2 separate regions of the Homo sapiens genome follow, and region 1 is linked to region 2. Evidence: read pairs that join two places in POLR2A ChIA-PET (ENCODE). Cell type or tissue: PC-9. All regions are shown on one strand. Each heading gives the region's core, and the rest is flanking DNA. Links, peaks and the distances in the headings are about the cores only.

Region 1 (6,390 bases), core at 868-5,867, 470 kb after region 2:
TTTTACACTTACAGCACATTTCAATTCAGGTTTGTCACTTTTCAAGCATTCCATAGCCACATACGGCTAGTGGCTACCATATTACACAAACAGGACTAGAGCCTTAGGTTAATAAATGACAGTCCTACAATGAGCCAACAAACTTGAACTCTAATGCACCCACGAAACTTTCCCTAATGATACCAAATATTGACATTTCTCATCTCTCATTTTCCCATGTGCTACCCCTGACTCCCGCTCCCACTTCCCCTCTCAACTGACCCTGCTCACTCTGGGAATGGTCCTGTTGTAAGAGCCATCACTTAGAACCCACGTCCTCAGAAATTATCCCAAAGGCTTTAGGGGCAGAGAAGGAATATGTGTATCTATTAGAAGTGACATGGGGAAGAAAAGGAGGACAAATAAATATGAAAGAAAAATTAAAGAGGAAAGAGAGAAATGGAAGAGAAAAGCACTGGGAGGAGAGGATCAAAAGGGAAAAGCAAAAAAGAGAAAGAACAAGGGAAACACAAATAGAGAAAATTAGGATGGAAGGCAAAGAACAAGAGAGAAATGGAGAGAAAAGGAAGGGAGAAAATAAAATACAAGGCTAAACAAGGGAGCGGTAAAGAGAAAAGAGTACAGACAAAAAGAGGAAAGCCTGGATTTCTCATCCTGGTCTAGGTATTATTATAACTTTATTAATTAGTTGCTTAGCATTGCTCTTAGGCAGAATTCCAAGACTTAATCATATAACAAATATCCAAAAAGACATGTCAGCTTGAGGAATTCCCCTGGATTTCCTTGTTTGCATCCAAGCCACATGCCATTGTTGCTTGCACTGAATATGAACAATTATACACTGAATCATGCTTACTAAGATATATTTCAATACGTCCAGGGCTCTGCTAGAGCCAGCTTATACCAGCTCATAAGAGCCAATTTTTAATTTTCAAGAATTTTGTGAGCCAGTTGTTAAAAATAATCATTATTAAAAATGAAATCATATATACCTGCATTTAAATAAACTATATTTAGGGCCAAGTGCAGTGACTCGTGTGTAATCCCAGTACTTTGGGAGGCCAAGGCAGGAGGATCCTTTGAAGCCAGGAGTTCAAGGCCAGCCTGGGCAACATAGCAAGACCCCGTCTCTACAAAAAAATTTTTAAATGAGCCAGGTGTAGTGGCATGCCCATATTCCTAGCTACTCGGGAGGCTGAGGCAAGAGGATCTCTGGAGCTGAGGAGTTTGATGTTACAGTGAGCTATGATTGTGCCACTGCACTCCAGCACAAGTGGCACAGCAAGACTCTATCTCTAAAATAAATAAATAAATAAATAAAGCTATATTTAAAACAAAAGTAGTAAATACTCAGAACTCATCACTTCCTAATTATTTGACTGTATATTTACCATCATTATGTTCTGGGAGTTATTTTTGTCTACTGTATCTGTTATGGTGGAAACACTTTACAATGAATGGTATACTGCACTTTTCTTTCCAACTCCACCTTCAGCGATGTCATGTTGGTACCTTGAAATCAACCATGGTAGGAGTATTTACACCATAAAATTGGCAAACACTATAAATTAGGACTTTAGTTATTGTTTTGTTAATTTTCTAGACTTACAAAAGTAATGAAGAAAATGTTAATAATTTGTCAAAGCATTTTGTTTTTCTGCGAATCTGTTGTTAAACATTTACCAGCACACTACAGCAGCTGGTATCATTTATATCTGATTTAAAAAGAAAGCATTTATCTAACTCAATGGTTTACTTTTTTTTTCTTTTTCTTTTCTTTTTTTTTTGTTGAGCTGGAGTCTAGCTCTGCCGCTCAGGCTAGAGTGCAACGATGTGATCGCCTTCCAGGTTCAAGTGATTCTCATGTTTCAGCCTCCCAAGTAGCTGAGATTACAGGCACGCACAACCATGCCCGGCTAATTTTTGTATTTTTAGTAGAGCCGGGGTTTCACCATGTTACCCAGGTTGGTCTTGAACTCTTGACCTCGGGTGATCCACCTGCCTCGGCCTCCCAAAGTGCTGGGAATACAGGCATGAGCCACTGCATCAGGCCTCAATGGTTTACTTTTTAAAAGAGCAATATTTTGGCAGAGATTTATATATGAACTCTTACTTTTGGTTAAATTGATGTTCAGTGTTTACATTATTATGATCTATGTAATGTTGGGCCTCACTAAAAGCTACATTATACACTATGATTACAGTCTATGATTATGCTTTTTGGTTTTCTTGTAGTTAATAATTGCCTTGTATTTTATTTTGTTAGTTTTCAATGCTTCTATGATAATTTTCCTCACATTCCCAAATAGCTCTCAAGTCAAAAAATGTAATATAATGAAATCTATCAAATAAACAATCACCTCTCTCAAATTACTGTCTGTCATTTTGCTCCAGCATGCATTGGATTTCTGCAGAGCTGACATCCTCTGACTTTGAGTTGTTGCTATCCTGGAAAGCTGTTGCTCCTCTCTGCTGTATTAGATCTCTCGTTTCTTGGGATGCACAGCATCTCCTTTCTTGGTTTTTATCTGTTATAGTGGAATTCATCATCCAGTAGTTTCCCGAAAGAATGCATTGATGGTTAATTTGGAGGGAGAACTTACATGTCATGCCTCATATTTGATTGACTGTTTGGCTGGATATAAAGTTATATGTTGCAAATGATTTTTCTATACAATTTTGAAGGTATTGTTCTGTAAGTTCTAGCTTCTAGCATTGTACTGAGAGATGCATGGTTATTCTGATTTCTGATTCTTTGTATGTAACCTGGTTTCTTTTTTCTTTCTCTCTCTCTGGAAGCTTTTACTATTGTTGTTCCTGATGGTCTAAAATTTCAAGAGAAAGTGCCTTGGTTTGGGTCTTTGAACTGTTCGTTTTGCTGGGTACTTTTAGGAGATTCATGTCCTTCAGTGGGATTTCTCCGTCTTATTATTATTATTTTTTTTGATAATGTCTTCACCTCATCTCTTTTTCTGATTCTGGAACACCTATTAGATGGATGTGGACTTCTCAGAGTTAGGCTTTTACTTATTTTTTCTCTTGCAAAATAAGTCATTTTGTTCTAATTTCATAGAAATTTCTTTAACATATTTTCCAATGCTTCTATTTCTTTGGGTAAGGGGCTATCAAACTTTTTAAGTTCTAAGAAACGTCTGTAACTTCAAGTTGTCTTAGAGGAAAGATGAACATCCTCATAGGTCTGCCTGTGACTATATAATTACCGGTGGCACTTCTGTCCCCTGGCTCTCAATCTTGTTTGGGACCTTGTTGATTAATTTTGACAATTAATTTTTATTATGGCTTGTCATTCACACGGGTGGGTGTTTATCTGGGGAATTCAAGAAGCAACTGTGTCCTAGTAGGATGAAGTCCATCACACAGTTCCAGAACAGCCAAGGAGGGCAGTGCGAGCTTGTCCAAAGTGACAGGGAGCTACCAGAAGAAGCAGTTCAGAAGAAGAGAATGTGAGAGTCAGCCAGGAAGTCCAGCTCTTCTCTGAAATCCTCAGGAGGAACTGTTTTCCTGTAAACACAGGGGTTGGGGACTTGAGTCATTTTACTTAAAATGAAAAGGAAGTGGTAACCCAAAAAATGAGAAATCTTGGGGACACTTGGGCTGCATTAATGAGGTTGAAATTTTTCATAAATTCATTTTCTAACTGGATCCTGTTTTGGGCTGACCATGCTTATTGCCCACATATCAATGGAGATCTTAGTGCTTTTCTATTTTATTCTATTAGTTCTTGATATACATGAATTTTATCTATGATATTTGCTAACAGTTTACTTCCCAATTTCTTATTTCCCCATTTGCCATTTTTAGTTGTTTTGTTTGCCTCATTTGTTCATTCGCTTGTTTAACATGGAGCTGTTCCCAGTTTTTCTGTAACTTTTGTCTCTTTTCTGATTTTATTTCATCTTAGAAAGCCCAGGATAATCTAGATGAAACATGATCAGCACTTCAGCTCCAGTTCCATATTTGTTGGTATAATAAGGACAAGAAGAATGATGATAATGACATAATAATAACTCTAACATTTATTGAGCTTTTGCTTAATGCCAGGAACTGTTCTATAGACATTATATGTATTAACTCACTTAATCCTCGTAACAATAGTATGAGACAGGTATTTCCATTACTCTCATTTTACGTCTCCACAGTAATAAAGCAGAGAAGGAGTACATAACCACCCAAAGTCACTAGAAGAAGGTGGAAGAAGCAAAATTCAGGTGGAGGTCCGAGATGCTTCTCTTCCCCACTGTGTCTGCCACCTCTAGAGTGAATAGCCATGACCCTGAGATAAGTCAGTTACACACATTGTACCACCGATTTCTAAAACAACCATATGAGAGAGGTACCAGTATTATGCCCATTTTATAGATGAGAAAAAGGAGGCTAGGAAGGGTGAAGGAATTCATCTATGGACAGAGGATTTGTGCCCTCTCTTTTCTCTTCTACAGAGAAATTGAGCCAGGATTTAATCCCAGCATGCCGGTTTACAAAGCCCAGCTTTATAACCTTTATTTATTCTCTATTGTTCCACTGGAGAGACCTATTTTTGGTCTCCTAAGCCCCATTTCCTTATTTGTTTGTTGTAAATTTTTCAAGTACAGAAAAGTATAAAAACAAAAACAAACACCAGTTGTAGGCAAGCAGTGATAATTTTTTCATATTTCATCTAGACCATTTTCTATGCATATTTTAACCTAGTTGAAATCATAGTGTACATATACTTTTGTATCCTATGCTTTTTATTTATATTGTAATATAAGCATAGCTCACTGCAGCCTCGAATGCCTGGGCTCAAGCGATCCTCCTGCCTCAGTCTCCTGAGTTGCTGGGATTACAGAAACTGTGCCACCACACCAGGCCCTATACATTTTTTTAAAAATTGTAGTGAAAAAGACATAACATAAAAATTACCATCTTAATCCTATACATTATATTAAATGGTTGTACAATATGTCATTAAACACATTCCCCCATTGTTAGAAATTTGGAATGTCTCCAATTTTCCATGGCTGCTAATAACCTCACAGTTAACATACTTATAAATAAATATTTGTTCACATTTCAACTTATTTCCTTAGGATAAATTCCTAAAAGTGGAACTGACAGATCAAAGAGCATGAGTATTTTCAAATTATATATATATATATATATATATCTCCAAATTACTTTGCCCTCCTATTATTGCCATATGAAATGCCCATCCCACTGCAGTCTCGCTAGTATAGCAGGCTGATAAAATGGAACTAGGTTAGTCTCAATTTTGGTGGAGGTCCCCCGAGTGAGGTGTGAGACTAGATAACTGGTTTTGTGACCTTTGCTAACTACCCATCTCTAGCCAATAAAGGGGATTGGAGAGACTGAGAGGAGTTATACATTAGAAGAGCATTTTGGAGAGAGGTTTTGGTATATTATGAGTTTCATTTACCCTCAAGAAGGATGGGTGGGGTGTGCTCCCTCTGACCTAGGTCCTAGGGAAAGGGCTTCAACAGTACCACTTGGAAAGCTCGCTATGTGAAAACTGTAGTTTGGGAGACATATTTGACCAGTCTTTTAATTTATACTTGGAAATCTAAAGGTCTTGGCTAGCTACTCTAAGACTATATTTTACAAATAATGAAATCTATGCTTAGAAAGTTTAAGTAACTTGTCCAAGATCATCTGCAAATACATGACGGAGCTAGAATTGAAACCCAGACTTGATTAAGGGCTTGCATATTTACCCATTCTGTAATACTTCCTCTCATTTATCTGTGAAATCTCTCTTATTTTCATTGATATTTATCATACTTTGGCCTGAATTCTTCATCTTCCAACTTTGAATTCTTTGGCAGGAGACTCCACCAATACAATTTCAACCTCCCGCCAGCATCCTTAAAACCACTTATGAGATCAGCTATTTATGTATAGGACTGATCTAACGTCTAAAAATTTTGAGTTTATTAAATAAACTCTAAGTGACTTTAGGTTCCTTTCAGGGAATTCTTTTTCGGATTTACAGGGTGTAACAAGTTGAATTGTGTCTCCGAAAATTCATATGTTGAAGTCCTGAACCCCAGAACCTCAGAATTACCCCTTCCTTGGAAATAAGGTTGTTGGGAGATGTACTTAGTTAAAATGAGGTCATTAGAGTGGGCCCTAATCCAATGTAATTGGTGTCCTTATTAAAAAAAAAAAAGAATTTTGGACACAGAGACAGACAGGCATAGAGGGAAGACGATGTGAAGAGACAGAGAAAAGACAGCCATCTATGAGTTAAGAAAAGAGACTGGGTTGTCCACAGTAGAAATGGATCCTTCCCTCTCTCCTCTCAAAAGCAGCCAACCCTGCCAACACCTTGATTTTGGACTTTCAGCCTCCAGAACTATGGGAATAAATTTC
Region 2 (6,390 bases), core at 874-5,873:
GTGGCGGCCTGGCTTCTGGTACTCACATTGACAGAGCCTGTTAACTTAGGCTGCGCTTTGACAAGCTCCTTGAAGTCAGGTGGAAAAGAAACAAATGTCCTAAGCTTGAGCCTGTACTAGGTCTAGAATAACTTTAGAGTGCTGGCAGGTCACCTCTGCTCTGGGATGTAGCTTTCTCCCATTTCTTTCTCCATTACAACTTTAGTTTCTTAACCTGGGAAAGAAAAGTTTCAAAACTGCAGCAGTGGAGAACCCCGAGGGCTGGCTGGCAATAGTGTCATTCAAAGGAAAACAGAGAAGAACCAAAAGCTGATGTTTGCCTGCACTTTGGATTTGGATATAGAAGACAACTGATATTCTTTTTTTGATGGTGGTTATGTACAGAAAACGTTGGTCTTGGTTCCAAATACACATGAGATTTGTATTCTAATGCACCTGTTCCTGTGATTTTTTTTGTTTGTTTGTTTAAAATGGTGACTTCCTAGGGTATTTTTCTAGACCAGTAGAAAAGACGTTAACCAAAGCTTCCTGTAAAACTACCATTTAGGCATCTCTGCTTTCATTCTGCTCTGGGGTAAAAACTCCCTTCACTCTGAATAAGTTAGAGAAGTATTCAGAGTAGCTGAGATGGAAATGGATAAGATGTGGACCCACTAAGAGAGATGGCAATAATCTTTGGATCGCCACCCCTCACGGGATTTCCCCTAATATAAGATGATACCTGTGTATCATTGGTATATATCATCATAGAGGTATCTATGTATCTGCAATATAAAATGATATCTATATAAGGAACTTACAATCTTCTGGTACAGTTCTCACTTCGTATGGCCCAAGAACCCATCAGAAAATTTACCTTTTATTTGCAAACACTCTAGCACAAGTAATTAACAATTAACATTGATTAGTACCCTCTAGGTGCTAGGCATAGGAAATAAAGATAAAGACCCGCCCTTGAGGCTGGGCATTGTGGCTTACGCCTGTAATCCCAACACTTTGGGAGGCCGTGGCGGGCAGGTGGGGGAGCATCACTTGAGATCAGGAGTTTGAGACCAGCCTGGCCAACAAGCCGAAACCCTGTCTCTACAAAAATACAAAAATTAGCCGGGTATGGTGGCGCACACCTGTAATCCCAGTTACTCCAGAGGCTGAGGCATGAGAATCGGTTGAACCCATGAGATGGAGGTGGCAGTGAGCTGAGATCATGCCACTGCACTCCAGCCTGGGCGACAGAGCCAGATTCTCAAAAAGAAAGAAAGAAAGAAAGACCCACCCTTGAATAACTCACTCTGGTAAGGGAGACATCACATTCTAGGGTATGTGTGTTTCCATATGTAAATGACAGGGAGGAGTGTTTTGAGGAAGGAAGGCTCTGCTTGGATGAGGCAGTAGGTTCAGGGGCTAGGAGCCTCAATACTGGAGTCAGCCTGCCAGGATTGAATCCTGGCTCCACCATTTACTAGCTATGTGACTCTGGGCAAGTTTCTAGACCTAGCTGAGCCCCAGTTTTATTATCTATATGCTATAGGGAGAATCATGTTCCCTATTGCCATGGTTTTTTTTTTTTTTTTTGAGGATTCGGTGGGATGGAGCCAGTAATCACTCAATATGTGTTGGTGATGATAATGGTGATGATGATGGTGGAGGTGGAGGTGGATGAAATAGAGAAGGCTTGACTGAGGAATTCAGCAGGAGAAAGAGGGAACTGTGGAAGAGGGAAGAGCATTCTAGATGAGGCCTGGTATTCTGGGATTTAAGAAGCCCTCTAGGTGATTCTGATGCACACTAGGGTTTAAGAACCACAGAGTCATGGCAAGCTGTGGATTTTAAGATAATCATATGCTTAGATTTGAATTTTGGAGAGAACGCATTGGTGGCTGGATGAAGGACGCAGTGGACAGAGGAAGATAAGCAGCAGAACAATGAAAGTGAAGTGCCTACTAGGTCCAAACGAAAAATGATAGGGCCTTGAGCTCAAGTCATTGTGGTGGGAATATGGAGATAGGGGAAGGTACATGATAGGTCATGGGGGAAAGGGAAGAGAGACAAAGGGAATAGCTACTAGACATCGAAGTGGTAGAATTGACCAGATTTAGCAACTGGGTTTAGAGGTGAGGAAAAGGAGGCAAGGGTGAGTCCAAGGATAGCGGACACAAGACTTTTAGTACCAATGACTAAATAGTGCCTCTGTGGTCTTGATGAAGTTGTTCCTTTGCCCCCTCCCTCTCCCTCCTTCATCAGCTGCCAAGGAGACTGAGGGCACAGATTGGCACCCTTGCAGGGGGTCTGGTTCCCCTCTGGAATGCACCACTCCTCACAGTGCTCTGCACTCTCTAACCACACCCACCACCTCCCCATCGCCCCCCATGGTCAAGGGAGTGATTCCACCACCCTCTGTTGATGCCACATAGGCGGATGAGTCACTCTTCCAGAACAGCTGGTGGCCAATGTGCTTCTCCTCTCTTCCACAGTCTGGGAACCCTTCCAGGGCCCGTCCCATTCCCCGAAAAAAAAAAAAAAAAAAAAAAAAACAAGCAAAATTTTGACCTACCCTTTAATGCAAGCTCTCTTAGCAGAACCAGCCACCCACTTCTCCAGGATCAGAGGATCTCTACTCCAAAATGACACTGAAGTTATTGCTCTGTCTACCCCGGAACACAGATCATGAATTCATTATGACTTTACTGTTGCCACATCTAAAGTAAAAGATTGTAAGAGGGAAAGGGATGATGGCTACTCTGAGAATGGCATGGCACATCTCCTTCTTCCAAAGCAGTGTTTCTCAAAGAATAGTCAGTGCACCACCTCCTGCATCAAAATAGCTGGTGGCTTTGGTCAGACTCACCAAATCACAGAGGATGGGGTGAGATTAGAAACCAGGAGATGCATGTTTTTTATAAGCATTCCCAAGTGAATCTTAATTTACCTACTGAAAAGCAATAATGAAAGTGCTAGAATTTCCTTTTGTAGTATTTCTCAACCCACTATATAGCTAGGGTGACTTCACAGTTCTAGACCTTCGTAGCCTGCTTGGAGGAAGGCAGTACTTCCTTTCCTAAGGAAGCACCCTGTAGAGTTTACCAGATCAGTGCTTACTGCTGTTCTGTTCATTTCTTCGAGGTATTGCATCGCCTGGGGGGCAGCATGCAAATTAAGCACATGCATATAAAATAAGTCCAACATAGCTGTTTAAAAAGACAAATTAAACGCATTCTCATCCGCAAAATGATAGTGTTAGGTCACCATTACAATGCTCCTCTGTGTCCAGAGTTGGTTCCTTCTGGTGGGTTCTTGGTCTCGCTGACTTCAGGAATGAAGCCAAGGACCTCATGGTGAGTGTTACAGCTCTTAAAGGTGGTGCATCCGGAGTTGTTTGTTCCTCCCTGGTGGGTTCATGGTCTCGCTGACTTCAGGAATGAAGTTGCAAAGCCTCGCGGTGAGTTTTACAGCTCATACAGGTAGCGTGGACCCAAAGACTGAGCAGCAGCAAGATTTAATTATGAACAGTGAAAGAACAAAACTTCCACACCATGGAAGTGTGTCCGGAATTGGTGGGTTCTTGGTCTCACTGACTTCAAGAATGAAGCCATGGAATCTCACGGTGAGTGTTACAGTTCTTAAAGGTGACGTGTCCGAAGTTTGTTCCTTCTGATGTTCCGACATGTTTGGAGTTTCTTCCTTCTGGTGGGTTTGTGGTCTTTCTGGCTTCAGGAGTGAAGCTGCAGACCTTCACAGTGAGTGTTACAGCTCATAAAGGCAGTGCAGATGCAAAGAGTGAGCAGCAGCAAGATTTATCACAAAGAGTGAAAGAACAAAGCTTCCACAGTGTGGAAGGGGACCCGAGCCTGTTGCCACTGCTGGCTGGAGCAACCTGCTTTTATTCCCTTATCTGGCCCCACCCACATCCTGCTGATTGGTCCATTTTACAGAGAACTGATTGGTCTGTTTTACAGAGAGCTGATTGGTGCGTTTACAAACCTTGAGTTAGACACAGAGTACTGATTGGTGTATTTACAATCCCTTAGCTAGACATAAAGGTTCTCCAAGTCCTCACCAGATTAGCCAGATACAGAGTGCTGATTGGTGCATTCACAAACCTTGAGCTAGACACAGAGTGCTGATTGGTTCATTTACAAATCTTGAGCTAGACACAGAGTGCTGATTGGTGTATTTACAATCCCTTAGCTACACATAAAGGTTCTCCAAGTCCCCACCAGATTGGCTAGATACAGAGTGCTGATTGCTGCATTTACAAACCTTGAGCTAGACACAAAGTGCTGATTGGTGTATCTACAAGCCCTTTGCTAGACATAAAGGTTCTCCAAGTCCCCACTAGACTCAGGAGCCCAGCTGGCTTCACCTAGTGGATCCTGCACCAGGGCCGCAGGCGGAGCCTGCCAGTCCTGTGCCATGCGCCCGCACTCCTCAGCCCTTGGGCGGTTGATGCGACCAGGTGCTGCGGAGCAGGGGGTGGTGCTTGTTGGGCAGGCTTGGGCCGTGCAGGAGCCCACAGTGGTGGGGGGAGGCTTGGGTATGGCAGGCTGCAGGTCCCGAGCCCTGCCCCACAAGGAGGCAGCTGAGGCCCAGCAAGAATTCAAGTACAACGCCAGTGGGCCGGCACTGCTGGGGAACCCAGCGCACCCTCCACAGCTACTGGCCCAGGTGCTAAGCCCCTCACCACCTGGGGCCGGTGGCACCGGCCAGCCGCTCCGAGTGCAGGGCCACTGAGCCCATGCCCACCTGGAACTCGCCCATGAGTGCCGCGCGCAGCCTCGGTTCCCGCCCGTGCCTCTCCCTCCACACCTCCCTGCAAACAGAGGGAGCCGCCTCCGACCTCGGCCAGCCCAGAGAGGAGCTCCAATAGTGCAGCGCAGGGCTGAAGGGCTCCTCAAGCATGGCCAGAGTGGGCACCGAGGCCAAGGAGGAGCCGAGAGTAAGCGAGGGCTGCCAGCACACTGTCACCTCTCAGAAGGGGACCCAAGCAGGTTGCCACTGCTGGCTGGGGGGGGCCAGCTTTTATTCCATTATTTGTCCCCACCCACATCCTGCTGATTGGTCCACTTTACAGGGTGCTGATTGGTCCATTTTACAGAGTGCTGATTGGTGCGTTTACAATTCTTTAGCTAGACACAGAGCGCTGATTGGTGCATTTTTACAGAGTGCTTATTGGTGCATTTACAATCCTTTAGGTAGACAGAAAAGTTCTCCAAGTCCTCACTTGACCCAGAAAGTCCAGCTGGCTTCACCTCTCACCTCTTTCAAAAGACAAATAAAATGTACTCCCAAATTTCAAATAGTGATATCGACTTACCACTCAAAATATTTTGTTAATTGTTTTCTTGGTTGGAGGAATGGATTTCTTCTAAGTTGGGTCCTCCCTCACCTTTTCCCTGTGTGCCCAATGACTGACCAAGGCCAGCAAAGCAATCTGTGCTGGCTGAACTAGGTTTGTTGCTGTGCAAAGTTAACTGAGCACCTCATGATATTACAGGAAGGCGACATCATCAAGGTGCTTTGAACTCTGAGGAACATAAAAAGGCAATAGACACACAGGTTCAAAAAGGATTCTGAAAAATAAATTAGCTAGGGGGGTTCTGAATAATTGGATTTGGTTTACTTGTTCAGCAAGTATTCATTGAGTTCTGAACATAGCATTGAGTTAAGGGCTGAGGAGATGTAAAGGTGGAAAAGCCATGATCCACACCGTTGCAGAGTATGCTGTACGGCTGGCAAGTCAACACATGCACCTCAACATTAAATACCAATACAAGGCAGTAAATGTTAATGAGTGGTTGGACATCAAATGCTGGTGCTGTTCAGAGGAGAGGGAGAGAGATCACCCAGGGCTTGCAGTCAAAGAGGGCCTAAAGCTGCCCTCAAAGTTTGCAGGAGATAAGGAAAGACCGAAAGGATTGATGGAGCTCTTTAGATAGAAACCTACTGAGCAAAAGGCACAGCTCTGGGAAAGAAAACCATCCATGCTGGCGGTAATTAGCACAGGGATCAGAGTCAAGCCTGGGTGAGGGTTGGAAATAGTAAAAGATGAAGTTCAGGTTTCATTTCTTAAGTACTTATAAGGTGTCAGGCACTCTGTTCAGCCCTTGACTGACATTTTCTTGTTTAAGTATAGCAACAACATTAAGGGATCAGTATTATCTCGTGTTTCATTGTAACATGAGGAGGTTGCGGCTCAGAGAGGTTTGGTAAGTAGCCCAAAGTCACACAGCAAGTAGGTGGAAAAGCCAAAAGGCAAACCCAGTTCTACCTGTGTCCAAGTTTATGTGTTTCTTGGGAGCTCTTTTTGTCCTTTTTTTCACTTCTCCAGATCGTACTCCTCCTTGCAGCAGAGGCTTAGCAGAGGGAATAAAGTGAGGCCAGGAGGCAAAGTGT

Evidence for each region. Peaks named below come from ENCODE experiments on the same cell type or tissue, not always from the same donor. Only the 100,000 strongest peaks of a DNase experiment are listed, where the experiment ranks them.
Region 1: POLR2A ChIA-PET joins it to region 2 with 16 read pairs; 3 of 35 experiments call an interaction of 5 or more read pairs at or near these places.

What each region holds. Positions count from the first base shown.
Region 1 is chr4:38,787,710-38,794,099 of GRCh38, forward strand. It overlaps a transcript of TLR1 not described here. Among named protein-coding and RNA genes, the nearest start is that of TLR10, 7.9 kb to the left of the region's middle. RefSeq lists an enhancer at 260-429 and a cis regulatory region at 345. In PC-9, for the core only: no CTCF peak of the experiment used is centred there; no DNase peak of the experiment used is centred there.
Region 2 is chr4:38,320,497-38,326,886 of GRCh38, forward strand. No RefSeq gene overlaps it. Among named protein-coding and RNA genes, the nearest start is that of LINC02513, 43 kb to the right of the region's middle. In PC-9, for the core only: no CTCF peak of the experiment used is centred there; a DNase peak (open chromatin) is centred at 2,755.